2 separate regions of the Homo sapiens genome follow, and region 1 is linked to region 2. Evidence: chromatin loops called from intact Hi-C (ENCODE). Cell type or tissue: Caco-2. All regions are shown on one strand. Links, peaks and the distances in the headings refer to the core of each region. The heading gives the core; the rest is flanking DNA. Region 1 has its middle 22 kb from the start of SPRY1. Region 2 has its middle 30 kb from the start of TRC-GCA2-1.

Region 1 (2,925 bases), core at 316-2,815, 61 kb before region 2:
TGTCTCCCTTCCATATTATAATTCTTTCAGACTGGGTTTATGTTGTAGATTTACCTGTACTCCTAAGGTGCTTTGCCCATAGTAGGCACTCAATAAATATTCATTGATATTTTTCCCTGCATTTTACAATCGAGTCATAAAAGCCCATATTTGGCTTCTGTTTTTCTGGCCAGAGGGCCATTCACTGCATTAATAAAATATATATTCTGACATGATGTGTCTCCTGCCTAAAGTCATTTTTGTCTAGCAAATACTAGTAAATAGAATTCTAAAAAAGATATGTAATTATCTGCTGCAGAGAATTTCAGTAATATCATTGATCATGTTAAGGTTTCCAGGGGAGACTAATTTTAAGAATTGTGGCAGTAAAACCTCTGGCACTAGAGGAGACAGATGTTCAAGGCTGTGGAATTGGCTCACCTCTCACGGGATATAATAATGCATCCTTTCTATAACATCCCAAATAGATAGGCCTGACATGGAAATGCCTGGAATCAACTCCTCCTTCATTTTACTAATGTATTTTTAGTTATTGATAATGCAAACCACTTGGTCTTCTCTGTTAAGCGTCCAAAGTATCCTTAAGAGTAATTAAAAAAGTAAAAAAAAAAAAAATGCCAGGGCCCTTCCCAGCTTCTTAGATGCTAATGCTCTTTCTCCTGGATACTAAACTATTGTTTACTCTTCTTGCTGAACTTGGCATAGGCATGAAACCCCTCAAAACATTCTTTTTTTTCATATGTACTATGGCTGTAAATACTTTTGAATGGTCTTGGGGATAGATCTATAATATTATGGAATCTATCACTCAAAGCACTATTATTAGTAAATACAGTAATATCTCAGATTGTATATTGCACACATTTTCTGTAAGTACCTAGGTTATAACATATTGGGCTTTTGACATACTTACGAGTGAAAGAGGGGCCAAGTTATTAGCCTAGTTTTGCAGATAAAATCTAACACAGGGAGGATTATGATTTTCACATTTATTGATAAAGTTAGGACTAGAACCTAAACTCCCTGATTCTGTTAGTTCATTCTGCTCTCACTATGTAAGATCAAGCAGATGGGCCAAACCAGCTGAAGCATCAGGGTTTGGCTCATGACTTTTGCTGTGATGGAATATCCAGTTGAAAAAAACAATCCTTATTTTCATACTTGAATGTTATAGGAAGCTCATTTTAAATTGCTCTGTTCCATATGAAAGATAATCTGGCCAATTTCTTAACTGTATTCAACTCCTATGCTTTAGAAACAACGTTGTTGTGTTTACAGGGAATGTTTAAAGCCCAAATACACAAAAGTAAATTTAAATCCCCTTACATTTTTATTATTTCAGTACTCTAGTTTATTATAACTCAGCTATCTATAGTGAACAGTTGACCTCTTATTATCTCCTCCAACCCCATCCCTGCTGACATCATTAAACAGGAAGGATTCTAATTATGTAGTCTCATTTTGGAGAAAATTGGGAAGACTACGTAGAAATCTAAACGATGTGTGTTACTCTCAGAGCTAGGAAACTAGAGCCAGGTCTCATGGCACTCTAATTAAAAACTTTTATTTCTGCAGATTTATTCTGTGGTCCTTACTGAACAGATCTGCCTTGGGTTTCTGCTGGTGAGTTTTTCAGCAGGAATGCAGGCTTTGTTTCTTTGAATAGTTGAGTGCAGATTAGTGGTATGCCAATTTCCTGTGGCCTTTCAGAGCTGCAATTTGAGCCCTGTTTGCTCCTGGCCCTTGCACAATTGAAAACAATGGGTGACTTCTTTTAGGTTTCACTTCAGGGCTCTTAGAAACAGGGGAAGTGGCTAAAGCCCTACTTTACAGGTAATTAACAATAGATAATGTTTGCTCTGCATTTTTTAGAGCCGATAAAAGGTAGAAGAACATATTCAGCTCCTGATTTAGACACTGTGCAGTGGTTTTATGGATACAATAGCTGTCTTAGCATTAGCAAGGTGGCATGGAGTATCATATATATCTGACAGCACAAAAGTTTTAAAAAGCAGAAGAAAAAAGAGTATTATTAAAACACTGAAGAGTAACCAAGAAAGCACTCCCTGGAAGATGCTAGAGAAACAGCGTCATTTTAAGCCATGCATTTTGACTCAGGCTGTAAATCTATATGTTTTATGAGGTGAACAATTTTCATAACTTGTTGACATTTATTCAAGGTCTTTTTGTGTTTTACACATAATTCAACTCTAGAATTCTCCTGTTTGTTAAAATAGCTTCAGCTTAAAAAGGCTTTATTTCCCATTACATTTAATCATTAGCCACAAATATTCTTATGAAATGGTTTTAGGGACTGGGCACTGTGGTTCATGCCTGTAATCCCAGCACTTTGGGAGGCCAAGGCGGGTGGATCACCTGAGGTCTGGAGTTCGAGACCAGCCTGGCCAACATGGTGAAACCCCATCTCTACTAAAAATACAAAAATTAGCTGGGCGTGGTGGCGGGCACCTGTAATCCCAGCTACTTGGGAGGTTGAGACAGGAGAATCTCTTGAGCCAGCGGGGCAGAGGTTGCAGTGAGCCGAGATCACGCCATTGCACTCCAGCCTGGCAACAAAAGTGCCTGGGCAACAAGAGTGAAACTCCAACTCAAATTAAAAAAAAAAAGATTTCAGGTGCTTAACGTGTAGAAAACAATGTTTTATTGCCCTTTTATTGTGTCTTGGGTAGTGATAGGGTGTTTACCTTAATACTTGGAATAAATATTTTTAGACCACTCTTCTCTGTGAAACATATTGTGTCCACCTGTGACAAGGTAGGTGTGTAGGAGTACTGATTGATTGATTCATTAAATCCTCAACAGTTACCAAGCACCTACTCTGCCCCACATCCTGGCCCCAGCACTAGAGGTGGAAGGATGATGGAGACCTTGTCCTTAAGGAGATTATGGCAATCGCTTTCCCAC
Region 2 (2,925 bases), core at 231-2,730:
ACACACATACACACACTCCCTATTTTTATAAAATGCTGCCCTAGGGCACAATTAGCCACTAGTTGGAAAACTCATTCATCCAGCTGCACTAGATACTAGATGTGGCTGGAAGATGAATGACAACAGTATGTGAGTACAGCCTAGGAAAAAAGAAGGTCCAAATTCCCAGAAAAACAACTCCCAGAAAGGCAGCATCTGTACTGACTTACAAAAATAGAAAAGTGGGGAAACCTTGTGGTTTAGAAGCAGAGACATTACATCCTGTGACGTGAAGAAGTGGTGGCTGACGTCCTTGTGAACAATGGCCACAGATGCCAGGCCACAGAGAGAACACTGCATGAGGGAAAAACCGTGTGTCACCAGCTGTGAGACGTGCACAGGAAGGAAGCATGGGGCCAACAACAGCCCGGCCTCTGAGGCTGCTGTGAGGAGTAAAGGATTTGATCAATGCAGGATGCATAAAGTGGCGTCTGCACATAGGGAGCGCTCGGTACAGGTTGTTATTACTGTTGGTATTCTCTTCATGTGGACCATTCTCTCAGACACACAAGACAGAAACAGTAGCCTTTTTGAAGGAGGAGGTAAGGATTAGATTAACAAGCCCTCCATTTATGGTGGAGGTGCCTGCTCCATTAATCCAATCAACTCAACCTTTAAATAACACTTGTGCAAATATATCCTGGATGACACTTGTGAGGGAAATGTGGTAATCTTTCTGGACTTTTACAACACAAAAAATTGGAATGCGTTTTATCACACCAAAGCAAGCTGGAAAGGGTAATTTGGATTTCACTTGTGGCATGCTCCATAGTCATTTTCTGTAAACGAAGATCCAATTTTTAGGGTGGGGGCAAATATACAAGGTCCAATGATTTGAAAAGATGTTTTATTATTTTTTTCTCCATGCCTTCCATCTTTTCAGCCCAATGGGAATTTCTTCCCTTGAACAGTTCTAAAGAATCACAGCATTAGAGATAGGAATTATTAGGTTATTTAAGCTATCTTTCTGCTGATGAGGAGCTATTCCTGTAGTACAATTTATAATGCTTTTCTGAGTGTGGCTTTGAACAATGTGACTTTTATCAGATGAACCGTGGTGGAGATGGAGCCCTCTGTTTGTGTTTAGAACAGGTCTAGCCTAGGGAGGAACGAGGAAGACCTCTCAAAGGCTCACCTCCGCACAGCAGGCCTGATCGGCTGGCTGGAACTCAGAAGGGCAAAAGGGGAGTGAGGCTCCACTTTGATGTGGTTCGCTTGCAGCCCCGTTGCTGTACTGTGGTGTGCATATGTTGGGGGCAGGGCAAGGGTAATAAATACCAGGGACACTTTTGCAATGCGTGCCTGTCAGCTGAGTGCTGGACAAACATTTTTACCACTGGCTATTTCCCTGAGGCTTCTGACAGTTTGTGCAACTTGTGTAAGACATTCCTGAAAGAGAGGAGCATTTGTTCAACTTATATAACTTCTTTTTACATCATAAGACTAAAGCAGTCCTTCCGGGCTCATGTCCTGTTGAATGTGATCCAACTGAAACTTCTTTCCTCTGCATACTCAGAAACCTGACTACCTGTGTAAATTCCTCCTGATAGCATAGCTTTCTGTTTGCCCTCAGTCCTTCTCTGGCCCTCTCAGACACCCAGGTTCATAATGACATTCCTTCTTCCTCTTGTAATTCTATTGAATTGTTAACAAAAAAAAAAAAAAAAGGAGTAATAGCTGTGATCGATTTCTACAATGTGTTCTTAAATTGTGTGTGTGTGTGTGTAAAATGTGTATATTTTTGCACTTGATCTTAGCCAAAAGGCTGAGAAATGACCAAAGGTCTGTATTTTTGAATTACTATATAGGAGCATAGGAACTGCTGTGTGATTCTGGAATTGTAACAGAGGAGTAGCTAATGGAGTTTTGAGGGATATTATGATGTGCATATAGCTGGGGAAACTGGGTGCTCAGGAGTATGAACCTTCATTCACTCACTTCCTGCTCCCAGTAGGAGATTAAGAAGGCATGTGCAACTTCTTATATTTGGTATAGCTTTTGTTTCCTGCCAATCTTTTTTTTTCTTTTTGACAAAAATGCTGATTGGTTTTGCCTTGATTTATTTGTATTTAGAGGTTTTCAAAATGAGTTGGTTTAAGGCATTACGATTGAATACAAGTTAATCGATAATCACGATTGTACACCAGTTCTTCCTAATACATTTTATCCTGTGGCCCTGTAAAATTTCCAATCGACCAAAGCAAGCTTGGTTGGTAAGGGAATGACTTACACAGGATCTTTTTCATTTAGGGGTTTGCAACTTACAGTGCACCTTCACATAGGTCTTCTCATTTGACTTGCGCAATAGCCCATGAGTAAACAGCACAAGTGTTATTAGATTCAGCTGACAGAAGAGGCCACCACAAGGGCTCAGAGAGGTGAAGGGGTTTGGTCTAAGTCACAGCTAGTAAGTGGCATAGCAAGTCTACTTTCCTGCAAAAAGCATTTATTGCTTAATCATGCTAGTGTCTATTATTGTGGTTGGTTTTTGTGTTTGTTTGTTTTGCTTTCGGGGACAGGGTCTTGCTCTGTTGCCCAGGCTGGAATGCAGTGGTACAAATATGGCTCATTGCAGTCTTGATCTCCCCAGCTTAAGCAATCCACCTGCCTCAGCCTCCCAAGTAGTTGGGACTAAAGGCGTGTGCCACCACGCCCAGCTAATTTATTTTTTATTTTTTAATTATTTTATTATTTATTTATTTATTTATTTATTTTTGAGATGGTGTCTTGCTCTTGTTGCCCAGGCTGGAGTACAATGGCTCAATCTCTGCTCACTGCAACCTCTGCCTCCCAGGTTTAAGTGATTCTCTTGCCTCAGTCTTTGAAGTAGCTGGGATTACAGGCGCCTGCCACCACGCCTGGCTAATTTTTTGTATTTTTAGTAGA

What was found. Peaks named below come from ENCODE experiments on the same cell type or tissue, not always from the same donor. Only the 100,000 strongest peaks of a DNase experiment are listed, where the experiment ranks them.
Region 1: a loop joins it to region 2, with 4 times the contacts of the local background. A loop is called at or near these places in 6 of 110 quality-filtered maps.

The regions. Positions count from the first base shown.
Region 1 is chr4:123,416,923-123,419,847 of GRCh38, forward strand. No RefSeq gene overlaps it. Among named protein-coding and RNA genes, the nearest start is that of SPRY1, 22 kb to the left of the region's middle. RefSeq lists an enhancer at 1,385-1,942. In Caco-2, for the core only: no CTCF peak of the experiment used is centred there; a DNase peak (open chromatin) is centred at 1,719.
Region 2 is chr4:123,477,705-123,480,629 of GRCh38, forward strand. No RefSeq gene overlaps it. Among named protein-coding and RNA genes, the nearest start is that of TRC-GCA2-1, 30 kb to the right of the region's middle. In Caco-2, for the core only: no CTCF peak of the experiment used is centred there; DNase peaks (open chromatin) are centred at 1,267 and 2,387.